2 separate regions of the Mus musculus genome follow, and region 2 is linked to region 1. The links are chromatin loops, found by intact Hi-C in ENCODE. Cell type or tissue: heart. All regions are shown on one strand.

Evidence for each region. A loop is a pair of places that touch in the nucleus more often than their neighbours do. Peaks named below come from ENCODE experiments on the same cell type or tissue, not always from the same donor. Only the 100,000 strongest peaks of a DNase experiment are listed, where the experiment ranks them.
Region 2: it touches region 1 in a loop (6-fold over the local background); 21 of 42 quality-filtered maps call a loop at or near these places.

What each region holds. Positions count from the first base shown.
Region 1 is chr15:12,244,833-12,252,832 of GRCm38, reverse strand. It overlaps Mtmr12 (myotubularin related protein 12), which reads right to left. Exons shown (of 16, transcript NM_172958.4): 7 at 7,720-7,849; 8 at 1,405-1,480. Among named protein-coding and RNA genes, the nearest start is that of Mtmr12, 44 kb to the right of the region's middle. In heart, a CTCF peak has its summit at 4,375 (motif pointing right); a DNase peak (open chromatin) is centred at 5,922; H3K27ac peaks cover 3,589 bases.
Region 2 is chr15:12,193,175-12,201,174 of GRCm38, reverse strand. It overlaps the pseudogene Gm2581. Among named protein-coding and RNA genes, the nearest start is that of Mtmr12, 7.9 kb to the left of the region's middle. In heart, a CTCF peak has its summit at 4,215 (motif pointing left); DNase peaks (open chromatin) are centred at 4,174 and 7,214; H3K4me3 peaks cover 2,007 bases; H3K27ac peaks cover 3,746 bases.

The DNA of each region.
Region 1 (8,000 bases):
GTGTTTTCAAATTCCTTACTATGGTCACCTTTGTGAAACTGTTACGGACCATGTCTGGTGCACCGTCAAATAATAAAATGCTCAGTCCAGCCTATCTATGCCTTCCTTTCCAAATGCACATGCCTGAAGCTGGAGTTTCTCTGTGGTCTGTAACTGGTCTTCTGCATACCACCACAGACTGAATAAAGGAATCCAGCTGTCTTTTATTTCCAAAATCCAAAATTGTGCTATCCCATTTGGCTTTTTAGATAGTTATTTTCCATAAACGTATATGATAAATGCTTAATGCTTAATGATAAAATGCTTCTTATATTTTTTCATTAAAATTCAATTTGACAAAAAAAAATTAACACGGTCTCACTCTAGTCTACACTGGTCTAAAACTTAGGGAATGCATGCTGGCTTCAAAATCACGGCAATCCTCCTGGCTCAGCCAGGGCTGGAATCACAGGCATGAGCCATCACACCCAGTTTTAACTGGAATTTCTAAAATGGCACAACCCACATAAACAAAACTCTTTCACAACTATGGGGATTTTCAAGAATGCAAAGGTAAGTATGGAAACCTCAGCTGTCAGTCAGGGCTGGACACTGGTGGAATGTGACCCAGCTACATCCCAAGAACTTTTTTCAAATTCTCCAATTTAACTACATCTAGTTGGAGATCAGGAAAACTCACATAGCAATCTGCATCTCTGGCTTCCTCTAAAAAAAAATCCAGCCACCTGGCAATGTTCAGTCACCAGAGCTACAGGCTGGTGCTGAAGCGCTGCCCTTCTGGGCCAGACACAGGGATATTCACTCCCTGCCCAGCCTGCCCTCCGTGGGCTCTGGGAATGTGACGGTGTTTTACCATCTCAGCTCACACTCCAGACTCTTCTGGCAGAGCAGCCTTGTGTACGTCACGTGCTTACGATTCTGATTCCTGACCAAATTCCCACAGGCTGTGGAACTCTGTCAACAATTAAAAGTCGGGTCCATCTAGTCGTGCTTTATTAGGCCAGTGACATTAAAGATGGCTCTCATCCCTTCTATCCTGTGCTTCATGCTGTTTTATAAGAGAAGCCTCAGCAATGCCCAGATCAAGATTAACAGAGCTGGCCCAAAGCAATCTTAAATCCCACTGTGAGTAGTGTCGGCTCAGGCACCGAATGCTGAAGTGTAAAGCAGTGGGCCTACTCTCCTCCTCAAGTGCCTCAGCGTCTGCCAAAACCTCAAGATGGCTTCGGACTTGCTCCAGGGAGCTCACCTTTAGGAGGCAGCCTAGGGAGTCCCTGTGGTATTTTGGATTCCTCTTACACTGCAGACAAACTCTGGAGCACTAAGCCAAGGGCCCTAAGGATCAATGCTAGGATGGGCTGAGAGCGCTGCGTCTTCTCTGCCGGGGTTTCCAGATGTACTTACTGGTATACCATGGCCCTGAAAACGCCTCACATCGTCTTCCGGAAGGGGAGTGGGGACAACGAAGTATGCTGGCAACCTAGAAGCAAGAGATAGCATCAGTTCTTAGACACTTACTTCACAAAATCTGTAAACACTCACAAAAGAAAAAACAAAGTGTTACACAAAGGACCACACTTCCGTTGAGACCCAGCCCAGGTGAACTGCTATCCCTGGGCGGCTGACTGCTGACAGACAAGCACTGTGATCAGACAGGCTAGGAATCCGGATTCCAGCCCTAGCTCTGCCTATGATTTGCACAGCCCTGACTCTGCTGGCAAGGGAGCTAAGTTGTTCTGCCCTTCTGGGTCGGTGTCCTCTTCTACAAATGAGGAAGATGGGGGAGTGGGTATGGCTCTGCAGCAGAGCCCCTAGCCCTTACAAGACTCTAGATTTGACCTTTAACACTGAAAAGGAGGGAGACTAGAAAATGTGATATCTAAAAATATATATAGTTCAAAATTTCATCAAAGAGTAACAACACAAACACCTGTGTTGCTTCTAATTACACAAATCGAATGTGAAAATTGGTAACCATGACTGCTATCCATTTTATCACAACTCTGAGACAGGCATGGCGGCATGACTTTAATTCCAGCTCTTAGGAGACTCTCTCTGTGAATTCAAGGCCAACCTGGTCTACAAAATGATTTCCAAGACAGACTGGGCTACATAGGAAAATCCTGTCTCAAAACAACACAAAAACACAACAACAGGAGAAAGACCCAGTCCTAGCCTACTTCTGCCAACCACTGACGTTTATGAGTGCTCCTCCGCGGCAGACTTCCCCAATCCATTACACGAACAATGCATTTAATCCAACATCACTGTCAAGACTGTAGTGTGATCATTTCATTTTACAGATAAAGAAAAAGGGAAACTAAGACACCACACTGACTGAGGCTCTTTCTGAGTTACACTATTGAAGTGGAAACTAATGGGTTCTTTGGAAAGTCGTTTGGATGGTGTTTTACTGGGGGAAACACATGAAGGAATGTTTTACTGGGGGAAACACATGAAGGAATGTTTTACTGGGGGAAACACATGAAGGAATGTTTTACTGGGGGAAACACATGAAGGAATGTTTTACTGGGGAAACACATGAAGGAATGTTTTACTGGGGGAAACACATGAAGGAATGTTTTACTGGGGGAAACACATGAAGGAATGTTTTACTGGGGAAACACATGAAGGAATGTTTTACTGGGGAAACACATGAAGGGATGTTTTACTGGGGAAACACATGAAGGAATGTTTTACTGGGGGAAACACGTGAAGGAATGTTTTACTGGGGGAAACACATGAAGGAATGTTTTACTGGGGGAAACACATGAAGGAATGTTTTACTGGGGGAAACACATGAAGGAATGTTTTACTGGGGAAACACATGAAGGAATGTTTTACTGGGGGAAACACATGAAGGAATGTTTTACTGGGGAAACACATGAAGGAATGTTTTACTGGGGGAACACATGAAGGGATGTCTTACTGGGGAAACACATGAAGGAATGTTTTACTGGGGAAACACATGAAGGAATGTTTTACTGGGGAAACACATGAAGGAATGTTTTACTGGGGAAACACATGAAGGAATGTTTTACTGGGGAAACACATGAAGGAATGTTTTACTGGGGAAACACATGAAGGAATGTTTTACTGGGGAAACACATGAAGGAATGTTTCGCTGAAGCAGACACAGGAGAGAGAATGTTCTGCTAAAGCAAACACATGAAAGGCCATGTGATGGATTCTCTGTTAACAACACACATGTATTGGTCCACCTTACATTGCATAGCAGAGCTCAGTTTGTGGAACTCTGAGGACTCTGGCTGACTGGATGCACATGCCGAGACAAAACGTGATGCTCGGAGGATATAAATGGACTCAACAGAGCAATAGAGACAGAACTTGACTTGCTGGTACAGCTAGCTGTACAACACTTGTGGGTCTCAAGTCTTCACTGATTTTCATTTCCCTGAGAGAGACACAGCGGAGAACTCCTGGCATCCCTCCGGGTCCCTCCTGCTGACTGGTTAAGGCCTGGCTGTCTCTGCTAGGTCTTGTCACCACTGTTGCTAACCTGACTCTACTGAACCGGACTGCTGGTGTAGTGTTTGAAGTGTCTGTGAGTGGATAGAGCTGCTGCTGCCTGCTAACCTGTGAACTGCCGATTTTCAGACAACATAGACGGGAGATGCTCCAAAGAAACTTTCTAAAGAGGTCAACCCCCACCTGTGTCTTTTCTTTTCCGCTCCCTCTGGTTGGTGGGCCACAAGGGAGGTTAAAGCACTTAAGAACCATCATTAAAAATAAGGTTTGAAAATTTAGTTATACACTATGATTTTGTTATCTTCAGGAGAAACATCTTTACAAGAATATGCCTGCTAAACAGAAGAACACGAGAAAGCTAATTTTTCAAAGTTGCAGGAACCAAAACCACATGGGTACATTGGCTCCTCGTCATAACTAAAGCCTCCTGAGACTGAAGGCACCTGTGTGGCTTTGCTGTAATGGAAAGTAATCAGATGGTGTTTGCATATACACTGCATGCTTGACGCCAATCTGTCAGAATCCTCGATAGGACAAACTTCAAAAAAAAAAAAAAAAAAAAAAAAAAAAGAATGTATGTGTATGAGTGTGTACCTGAGAGTATGTCTGTTCACCATGTCCATGCTAGTGACTTCAAAAACCAGAAGAGGGTGTTGGATTCCCTGGTTGTAGAGCTATAGACACACATTCTACAGTATCTAGAGTTGTGAGCCAAACATGTGGGTACTGACAACCAAACCCCGGACTTCTGCAAGAGCAGAAAGTAGTCTTATCCACTGATCCATCCCCCAGCCCCATGGGAAGATGGATCTTTAAGTCAGAGATCAGACACGATGACTGAGCCATTCATCAATTCACAGAAGGTGGACCTACATGAAGAACCACTAGGGGGCGTGGCCAAACTCCACTGTGGGAAACAATTAGCAAAGAGCTTGATTTCTTCAAGAAAAAGTGTGAGTCTACACTTAAAAATCCATCAAGAAATGGCAAAAATGCTACTCAATCTTTATTAACAATAAATTTAAAAAAAGAATTCTTATAAAAGCGAGTCAAGAATTGGGGGTGTACTCCTATAACTCTAGCAATTAAGTAGCCAGCCTGGGTACAGGGTGAAACCCTGTCTCAAAACAGACACACACAGAGACACACACACAAGCAAAACAACTTCCCTCCACTCCAAGGCAAACCAAATCCTGGGGAATTTGAAATACTAATTAGATATCAAAGAAGCAGTGTGAACAGGCATAACACAGGTCTGCAATCCTAGGACTTGGGAGGTAGAGGTAGGTAGATCTCTATGAGGTCAGTCTGGTCCTCATAGAAAATTCCAGGACACATGCTACAAAGGAAGACCCTGTCTCAACAAACAAAAAGTAGTAGTGTGAATTTGAAAAGTATGATGTTTTCATGCTATGCTTATTAAAAACAATGCAGTCCTTTGTTCTTTGTAATATACACTGAACATAAATGAAATGAGCTTTGAAATTCTTTTCCCAACAGTGCAGAGGGTGAACAAGCGGGTGGATGTATAGAGAAGACAGGGTTAGCTCTGACTTCGTCATTGTCATGCCCAAGCAATGGGTAAAACGAGCTTTGCCATACATGTTTTTGCTATAATGCTTCAAAATTTGTATTAAAGAAACCTCAAGGATACTTTTAGCAATTTATTTTTCTATGTATGTGCAGGTCTGTGTAATTATATGCCGCGTGTGTTTGGGTGCTGGTGGCACAGATTCCCTGGGGCTGGAGTGACAGGCAGTTGTTAGCCAGCCAGACACAGGCGTAGGACACTAAACTGGGGTCCTCTAGAAGAGCAGGAAGTGCTCATAGCTCCCAAGTCATCTCTCCACACCCCCCCCCCCACAGACAATTGTAAAAGAAGAAAGATCATGAGACCTTGACATACACCCAGGCCTGTGAAGCACTGGCTGTGGCTAAGGTCCTCCAGTCACTAACAGCGTTGTGACCTTGACTTCTGAAATACTGAGCTACTGCATTTTCTTACATACTTGCCTGAGCACGTGGACAGTAAGCTACGGTTTCTTTAGGGAGTCACTAAAGTAAAAACATTTCAATAGATCAATAACCTTTAAACTCAAAATGCCCATTAAAAGCACAGGGAAGGATTAGACAATTATCAAAATCCAGGCTTGTCCCCATGACTACAAATCAGAAGCTCAAAGCTCTGCAGGAGCACAGGGGATTAAGTTCTGCTCTGCAATGTCATGCTATGAGGGCATAGCAGACTGGCTCAGCCCCACCTACTCAGTGACGCCTGCATTCCTGACAAGCTCTGTGGGGACTGAGATATCTCTGGGAAGCACTGACTGAATGGTGCCATCACCAGAGGAGTTCTCAGTGCCCCCCTTAATACACATGCCATAAAGCTGCAGTGGGCCCCTGGTCCTAAAAAGGTTTGCATGCCTTTCCCGTCCAGTAAGACTGAATATTCTACAGTGTCACCTTTCTAGTTAATTCCATTATACAAACCTGTTCACACAAACCCATTTAACACGTCAGACCGACCGTCTAGCAGATTAGCCTCTGTTCATGAACACTGAGCACCACACCAGGCGCAGGGTGGAGGGTGAGCTCACCTGTCCCGATTAGCTCTGGCAGATCCCGGGCAGTCCCCAGAGACTATGAGCAATTACTTCTTCCTCTTCAAAACAGTCCCTTTAGAAGCAGGCTGAGTTCTGAGGCAAGAGCCTGTCTCAGGGCAGCTTCATTATGGAAGCTGGGCAATCCACTCAGGCACAGCTGTAATCTGGGAAGGGTAGCCCAGGACAGAGCTACATCACGCTGTGTCAGCACTAGTTCATGGGTCCCTCTGTAAAGCACACATCCCACAGGGCCACACACCTTCTTTTATCTCCACAGAGTACAATGACATAAAGATTTAGGAATAAATTCCAAAAGAGAAGTAGTTGGCCTGTGGCACCGTACAGCCAGTTCTGACGATGGTACAGTTTCTCCTTCTAACCCACCCTGTTCATGTTTCAGGTTGAATCAAAACTGATATACTGAAGAAACCTGAGACACTCAAATGTAAAAAGTGCTATAAACCTACAGTACTTTATGAAGCTGTCAGCACAGTAGGAAGCTCTGCTCCCAGTGATAAGATTCAAGTTTCTAAAAACAGACCAGCAGAGTCATCCTAAAAATGTGGGCCAGATCACTCCCTCCTCTGCTCAAACTCCCCCCAGTGTTCTCACAATCAGAAAGAATAAATTCCCCAGGAAGCATCCAACTATCCCTTCCCTCGTCCTCTACTCCCCCCTTCTCCCCGCTGATGAAGGGCACCTGGCTGTTCTACCTACCAGGCTTCCCTCTCTCCCCTTCTCTCAGCTCTGAACAAAGGGCACTTACCCTGGCTGTCCTGACTTGCTATGTAGACCAGGCTCACTCAAACTCAGAGATTCACCCGTCTCTACCTCCCAAGTGCTGGGATTAAAAGCATGTGTCATTAAGCCCAGCTGTGTGTGCTGATCTTCCAAAGGACCGGAGTTCACTTCACAGCCCTCTCACAGATGCCCATAACTCCAGCCCATGGGCTCTGTGATGACTCATCATGGCTGTCAACGTGACTATATCTGAAATCAACTAAAACACAAGCTCTGGGCACTCCTGATCACATCTGGAGTAGGAAGACACGGTAAATGTGGGTGGCATCTTCTGGTAGCAGCCTGGACAAGCATAGGAAGAAGAAAATTGCTTTCTTTGCCTTCTTGTCCTCACTTTTGCTGACAAGACCATCTACCTGTTGCTGTGGTATTCCTTTGCTATCAGAACTAACTTCTTCAACATTTCAACCTAGGTGAAGGTCAGCAGCTCTCCAAGAATCCTCAGTCCTTCAGCGCTAGCCTGGGCCTGCGGAGAAGCCAGCCCTGGAGACTGAGCAGCTGCTGCGGGGAGGCAGCCCACACCCTGGAAGGAAACCTAATAAACCATTTCTCTGTGCGCGCACACACACACACACACACACGTGCGCACGCACGCATGCACCCACCCACGCGCACACACACACACACACACACACACACACACACACACGCACACACATGCACACACATGCACCCACGCACGCGCACACACACACACACATCCCCATCCTCTCAGACGTGCTTCTTAGGAGAGCCCTAATATATGATCTGAGGCCTTCTTCGGGCCTCATGTGTCTGGCCACAGACACTTATGCACATACTCACACACATAATGGGGAGAGCTTACCTGTCAGAGACTCGGTAGCCTTCATTCACACTCACTGTTCTGTACTTCACACTACCCTTGGTCCGCTCCAGCTCCCAACACCAGTCTTTCGGAGTGTCAAACATTACAGTACAGTTCCTGGAATCAGTGGCTAAGAAAACAAAATGAGCAAGGCAGTAAAGTCTTTGCATGATGCTGGTATCTGTTCATGTGGCCGCACAAGCTCTGAATCCAATTTATGACACTGAGTCTATTTTTAATCGAAGAATAATAAATTCACACCTTAACTGTTTCACTTTCTA
Region 2 (8,000 bases), 52 kb after region 1:
ACATCCCGGCCTTGTGCCTATGTTCTTTGATGGCCTCTATCCACATCTCAGATGTACCAAGTAGTCTAATGTCTTCAGACTTCTTTCTTTATCTTGAAGGTTGAAGCAGGAGAATGCAAATTTGTTTGTTTTTGTTTTTGTTTTTGAGACAGGGTTTCTCTGTGTATCTCTGGCTGTCCTGGAACTTACTTTGCAGACCAGGCTGGCCTCGAACTCAGAAATCCACCTGCCTCTGCCTCCCGAGTGCTAGGATTAAAGGTGTGTGCCACCACGCCAGGCAAGAATGCAAATTTGAAGGCATCTGTGTTACATAGTGAGACAGACAGACAGAAAGACACACATGCAGAAGGTTGGGGATTAGTCTTGCTACAACGGTCTTCCTTCCTTCCTTCCTTCCTTCCTTCCTTCCTTCCTTTCTTTCTTTCTTTCTTTCTCTCTCTCTCTCTCTCTCTCTCTCTCTCTTTCTCTCTTTCTTTCTTTCTTTCTTTCTTTCTTTCTTTCTTTCTTTCTTTTTTTCTTAAAGTTTTATTTATTGTATGTACATGAGTACACTGTAGCTGTCTTCAGACACACCAGAAGAGGACATCAGATTCTATTACAGATGGTTGTGAGCCACCATGTGGTTGCTGGGACTTGAACTCAGGACCTCTTAGGAAGAGCAGACAGTGCTCTTAACCACTGAACCATCTCTCCAGCCCTACAACTAACTGTCTTTCCACTCTCCTCTGGAGATGACGAGACATAGACATAGCCTAAGAAGCATTCGGTTTGGTCTTCTGGAGGGATCATAGCAGAACAGCCTGTTTTCTGTCCCATTGTCCAGATTGGCCTCAAACTCCTTGGCTCAAGCCACCAACTTCTGCAGTACCGAAATCAGGGAACAGCATACTCAGCTTATTTATTTAGTTTTACTCTCAGCAAATACACAGCCTGGGCCGCCGACTGCTTGGTTAGAAGCCCATGAGCCTCCTCCTTGGACTCTGCCTTCTTCCTTTCAGTGGCTTGCTTGGTTTACTCATTAAACAGAGGCTGTCCAGTGGTCCATGGAGACTCACTCCAGTCTGTCCAGTCCAGAAGGTTCTTAAGGACAGTATGGTCTCAGTCTCCTTCACAACCGGAACAACACTAACCAGCGTGCTACACGGCTAGGCAAGTCCACACCAAGGATGAGGGGCACGGGGACCCGCCATGGATGTGAGTGTGAAGGTGAGAGGCAGGGAGATGCCAACTTTACAGTCATATTAAAAACTGTCTGGAGGAGGATGGAGAGATGGTTCAGTGGTTAAGAGCACTGGCGGTCCTTCCAGAGGTACCAAGTTCAATTCCCAGCACCCACACTGTGGGTTCACAACCATCTATTAGGTTTGATCTCCTCTTCTGGCATGCAGGAGTGTAAGTGTGTGACAGAGTACACATATACATAAATAAATAAACCTGTTTTTAAAATTGTCTTGACAAGTTTAAGACTTGGCTTAGCAACTAAAGACTTATACTGTTCCTGCAGAGGACTGTTGTTTGGTTCCCCAATGATGGTGTTGGGCAGCTTACAATAGCCTACATCTCCAGCTCCAAGAACTTCAACACCCTCTTTTGGCTTCCATGGGCATCTGTATACACATATGCAAATAAATGCACAGACACAGACATCTACACACACACACACACACACACCTTTTAAAAAATTGTCTCAGAAAATTCAATTCTAAAAATTTGTCTTAAATAAATAATAATAAATGTATCCCACATGTTTGAAATGACATCGAATGACATCGAAGCATGCTAACTAATTACAATTTTTTGGTTGAGATTTTATTATGTTCTTCTTGGTTTGAGACAGGGTCTCAAACAATCCAAGTCTGAGTGAGGGCTGGCCTCATGCCTCCACTTCCCACGTTCTGGGATTACACCACAACTGTCCACTAACTACATTTTTTTTTTTTTTGGATGTGGGTAACATTGAGTTAGAAATATAAATGCTCACTAATAGGAGTAGATCAAGTAAATTACAGGGCAGCCATTTAATTTGATGCAGCCATAAAATTGCAGCCACAAAAAGAGAATGAGGAAACATTTTAGGTAGCAGCTATGCAGTTTGGTGGATAAAGGCAACCATGCATGAGTCAGACAGCCGCCTTCAAACTCTGGCTGTCTGTGTGACCCTGTCTCTGAGAAAGTGTCACATTGTGCGCCCAGCCTGGCTGTGAATGTGTGGGGTTCAGTCTGGCCTTGAACTTGGAACCCTGATTCGTCCACCTCTTCAGTGGTGGGCTAACCGAAGAGTGCTGCTGGCCTATCTCTTCCTATATGAATAGAATCTTTTTGGTAGATATAAAGGGGATTAGGGCACTGGTGGTTTTTAGAAAGGGAAACTGTATTTGGGAAACGTTTTTGAAGAGTTATTTCGTACATAGCTTGTTCTAACTCTAAATTCTGAACCCTGAGGACCGTTTTCTAAGTTAAGAAATTATTGTACTACTTCAACATGCCTTTTAAAAAGCATAACAGTAGCCCGGCGTGGTGGCGCACGCCTTTAATCCCAGCACTTGGGAGGCAGAGGCAGGCGGATTTCTGAGTTCGAGACCAGCCTGGTCTACAAAGTGAGCTCCAGGACAGCCAGGGCTATACAGAGAAACCCTGTCTCAAAAAAACAAACAAACAAAAAGCATAACAGCTTTTTCCCTCTTTGGGTGTCTGAAGGCAAGATGGGTCACCAGCAGCTCTACTGGAATCACCCACGGAAGTTCGGCCAGGGTTCCCGCTCTTGCTGCGTCTGCTCTAACCGCCATGGTCTGATTCTCAAATATGGGCTGAACATGAGCCGCCAGTGCTTCCGGCAGTACGTGAAGGACATAGGCTTCATTAAGTTGGACTAAGCGACCTTGAATGGATTCAACTGACTACCAAGTGGAACCGATCATGCTAGTCTTTGTGCACAAAGAGTAAAAACGTAAAGAACTTAAAAAAAAAAAAAAGCATGACAGTTTCACTGGGTATACAAACCACACTTAAGGGCAGGCCTCATGCCAGCAGTAGATGGCCAACATAGAACAAATTCAGTGGTATTTTTGTTTTAATTTTTGTCTCATAATGCTTTGTCTGGGCTCCCCACCCCATTCCCCTACATGTCTATTATAGCTTCCAATTTTGTGTTTTTATGTGCGTGCACATGGGTGTCTCTGTGTCTGAATGTGTTTCCTGCGGTTTTTCTCTGGCTTTTTCTTCTCTGTTCACTCATCTGTTTTGTCCTATTCATGTTTGTAAGCTTTTTCTCTAGCCTTTTCTTTTTCTTTTTAGAACACTGTTCCCTGTCTAACTGGAGAGAGCAAAGCGGACTGTAGATTTGGGTGGCTGGGGAGTTGGGAAGGATCTGGAGGTAGTTTTTGGAAGGGAAACACAATCAGAATGTATTGTATGCAAAAAATATCTATTTACAATAAAAGATGAAACGGTGGCTGTCACACAATATTGGACATCTTATATTGACTAATTCAAATAGCTTGGATTAAAATAAAAAAAACGAGTGCCTTGTTGTGAACACTTGTACTCATTAACGTAGGAGATTTAGGTAGGAAAATCAGGCGGGTCAAGGTCCCTTGGCTACATAGTGAGTCTGGATTACCTGACACAGTGTCCCCCCTCCAATCAACCAACCAAATAAACAACAGTGCCATTTTCTGCCTCTGCCTGTCTTGGCATAGGTTCCCTAATCATCCGACCCAATAAATGTATTCCTAGAGTCAACAACTCTTGACCGCTTCTTTAGAGACCAGGGAAGAGGTAGACTCTCTGAATTTCTAAGCACCTCAAAGCTGCACAGCCAGCGCCTCGACCTACCCTCCTGAATAAGTCCGTCCGAGTATCCGAGTATCTAGAACGAGTCCTTTCATCCTCTCAGGGGTGAGCTAGGAGCAGTTCAAGGTTGGTCTGTGCTGTTTTCTTCCTCCTTCCTCTCTTTCTCCTTCCCTTCCCCACCCCTCCTTTTCTTCAACCCGGTCTTGCTATGTAGACCTGGATAGCCTGGAATGTACCATGTAGACTAGCTAGCCTCAAACTTGCAGACCACCGTCCTGCTTCAGCTTCCGGTTCGCTGCCCTGCTGGGCTTCATGATCAGCACCTCCAACTCTATCCTTGGTGTTTTGAATACTCACTCGGTGGGATGCCTTCAGAACAATGACCTGTGGGCGCTTCAAGGACGAGGAGACTGCGCCCTCTACCGGGGTTTATAAAAAGTAGTATGCTAAGTCCAAATAGACTGGACCAGGTCGCTTTGTCCACCCCAGCTCTCACCCTGTTTCCTTTGTCCCGCAATACCTCCTCTAGACACATCTGCTGTGTCACAACCACATGAAATTTGAAGTACAAACTCACCCTAGGTCAGCTTCCCCCACCCCCCAGGAATTACAGAATTTAACAGTCTCCAAATGCAGCTTTCAAAGAGGGGTGCCACAAAGTGTGGGGATGTAGCTCAGTCGGCACAAAGTCCCGACTGTGACTCTCAGTACCTCATAAAGCAGGTGTGATGGAGTAAGCTTGATTAGCTCGAGGTGTGAGGCCACCTGGCATACGTGAGAACTTGTCTCGAGGACAAAAGCTCAAGTGCTCGCTCAGAGGTCAAGAGCGCTTGGCACACAATCCTGAGAACTGGAGTCGTGTCCTGGGACCTACATAAGGGACCACGGCAGAGGAGACAGAAGAATCACTGGGACTTGATACTTCCAACTCCGCTAAGAAACCCTGGCCCTGAGTTCCACGATAGACCCTCCCTCCTACGAAAGGAACAAGCAGAGATGACTAGAAAAGGATAGCCCTCGCCAAGCGGTGGTGGCACGCAGCTTGGAGCCCAGCACTGGGAAGGCAAAGGCAGGCGGATCTCTGAGTTTCAGGCCAGCCTGGTGTTCCAGGACAGCCAGGGCTACACAGAGAAGTCCTGTCTCAAAAAAACGAGAGGGAGGGAGGGAGGGAGAGAGAGAGAGAGAGAGAGAGAGAGAGAGAGAGAGAGAGAGAGAGAGAGAGAGAGAGAGGCAGAGACAGAGAGAGAGAGACAGAGAGACAGTCACACACACACACACACACACAGACTCCCAAAGCCTTTTTTCACATGCAGACACAGGAGTAAATGAATATCTAAAAAATATTGTTTATTTCTTCTGTTGTTGTTTTCTGTTTTCGAGACAGGGTGTTTCTTTGTGTAGCCCTGCCTGTCCTGGACTCGATTTGAAGACCAGATTGGTGTCAAACTCACAGGGATCAGCGTGCCTCTGCCTTCCGAGTGCTGGGATTCATTACCATTGCCCAAGTAAGAGATATTTTCTTAAAATCTTCTGGGCATACTTTAGTTCTCAATTTACTTTTTAAAAGGTAAACAACCATGATAAAAAAACCAACCCTCTCAGAATCGCACTGAAAGTCGGGGCCACCTCCGAAGCTATTTAAGACAATGCGCTATCTGAACAAAGCCAGTGAACGTGAGTTCAGTTTTAACTTCTATGTTTTCTTCATCTTCCCAGCTCCACTGAATGGAAACTTAGGGCTGGTCTGGTATGGATCATGAGGAGACCTAGGGACTTGTCTGTCCCCAAGAAGGGAAGGTGCTCTGCGCTGAGACTGGGGTCCCTGTCACTCTCCTCTGTTCCTGTGAGTGCCACAGGCCTGGAGCATGCTGAGGTAGAGGCAAGCCATCCTCTCTTGGCTCCGGTTGCTTCCTTAAGTAGGTGCGGTGCGGCTGTTTCCTTTGCAGAGTCCGGCAGCAGCTCTCTTCCCTGACAGCCTTTCCTCGGCTCACTTGAGCCACGAGAAAACTCAGAAGACACAGAAACAAGTGACTGAAAGAGTCATGCCACCCTTCCAAATTCTCTGCTGCCCACACAAACTCCCACACAGAGGTGCTGGGGTCAGGCCCACTCTTCTCTCAAATGCCCCTCTGTCGTGGGGAAAGCTGTGGGGGCAAAGTGACAGAGACAATGCCCCGCCCTCTTTGTGTGTGTGTGTGTGTCTCATGCATGTTCTCGTGCACGTGCCTAGAGGGAGAGTTGGCACAAGACAGCAACCAGAAAAACTCAATCTTGTGGCTCCCCACTTAAATGTCTTGCGACTCATTCCAAGACAAGAGAATTCAAGACTTTGCATCTGTTTCAGCGACGGTCACCAGGAAGGAGAAGGGGGCTTACTGCTGTCTCAAATGATGAAGAGTCACACAATATAATGCTTGTATATGCCATCCAATCACGTGACTGCTGTGCACCACAAAATAAAAGCAACACGTATCTGATGCCAAAGTTGTACCATGGGCCAGAGAAAAGCAAGGGACCAGCCGTCCAGCTGTCTCTTCTCTGCTTTGACAGAGCCCCGACACCCAGAGAACCTGTTTCCTCTCCCTTGCTTTGTTTGAGGCTAGATAAGCGGAGGCGTGAGAGTGTCCAGGAGCGGTGGAGGGAGGGGCTGGGGTTTGGAGTTTAAAGGATCTCATGAAGCCTTGGCGGCTGTAGGGCCAGGAGAAGCTTTGCTAATAAAACGTCACGTCTCTCCGACTAGGACATTTGATCGTTGCTCAAAATGCGGTCAGGCCTGTTTGGGGCTTGGCTCACCGTTCCGATTCTGCAAACCTGATAGGCTTCTTGTTCAGGAAGCTGCAGAAGAACCTGAGGTTGAGGACACCCTCGTACCCCCATTTCATGTTAGAAACAGTCATATACCCCAAAGGTTTAAAATGCAATTTTTAGCAGTTGAAAGTAAGTATGCTTTATCCAAAGGCAAACAGAGAACACTGGGAATCACTGAGCTACCACGTAACACCTCTGGGTTTTTAACCCCGTAGTTTTTTCCGGCTGGAGCCTGTTAATGATCAGCCATTTCCTGGCTCCGTACCTTCTGCGGAACACTGGAGTCAATTCACCATTCATCCACCTGGCCTCAGGAATACATTCTCAGGGCAGCCAAGTAAAGCAGGCAGTGTAGGACTCTGCAAATATCTCACACAGGCAGGCCTGGGAAATCAGAACAGAAATGTTCCGGCCAGAGCTGAGCTGGAGACCCAGAAGTGGGGGGCGATTTTCCAGTCCCTGTGAGGAATCAGCTGGAGAGGAACTAGCCACAGAAACAGTTTGAAACCTCATGCCATGAGGGAAGTAAGCGGTTTGCTTGTAGAAAAGGTTCTGTGCTCTGCTTTCTCTGGCTCTGCTCACGTCGATAAGGAGGCGCCTTTCAACGTTCCCTAGTTCCAAGAAAAGGCATTGGCTCCTCCTCCCCTCCTGGGGCTTGGTCTTGTGCACTTTGTATTCAGTTGCCGATTTCTGTGCCCAGAAATCTGGTTACAGCCCAGATGCTAGCATCGTCATGATTTTTGAACCATCCCCTGTATCAATGTTGTGTAAAGAATGTTCCCCAACTCTCTCTAATTGGTTAACAGAGACCCTATCAGCACACTGCTGGGACAGAAGGCAGGACTTCTGATCCCAGTTAGAGAGACCAGGTGGAGGTGGCCATGAGGCAGAGAGAGGGTCCAGGAGTTGTGATGAGCAGGTCACCAAGGGAGTTGCCGTGAGGACACACGTGGAGCAGAGCAAGTCAGAGCAAGACTTGGATTGAAGGTATAAGGACCTGGCAGCTGGAAAATGGATAGTTTAGAGGGTCAGAATAGCCCAAAGCTTGTTAATAAACTTAATAGGTTGTTGTGTCAATTATTTGGGAGCTAGAATGAGAAATTACTACTATACCCGGCCCCAAGAGAAGCACCTCACAAACCCATATAGGCCCAACTGAGAGACAGAACAGCAGTGTAGAGAGCTCTGGAGGTTGCATGAGGGTTTGAATGCATGGTGTTCTGGGAGATACGGATGGAAAGGTGCATTGGAGTCACATCTACTACCTTGGAACATCATAAGAAAGCCTGGGCGTGGGAGAATTCTAACCCTGCTCAACCTGTAGACTTCATCTACAAGGAACTGACCTTGGCTGGCATCTAGAATTCTAACACTCCCCAGAGCTGCAACATTTTATAGAT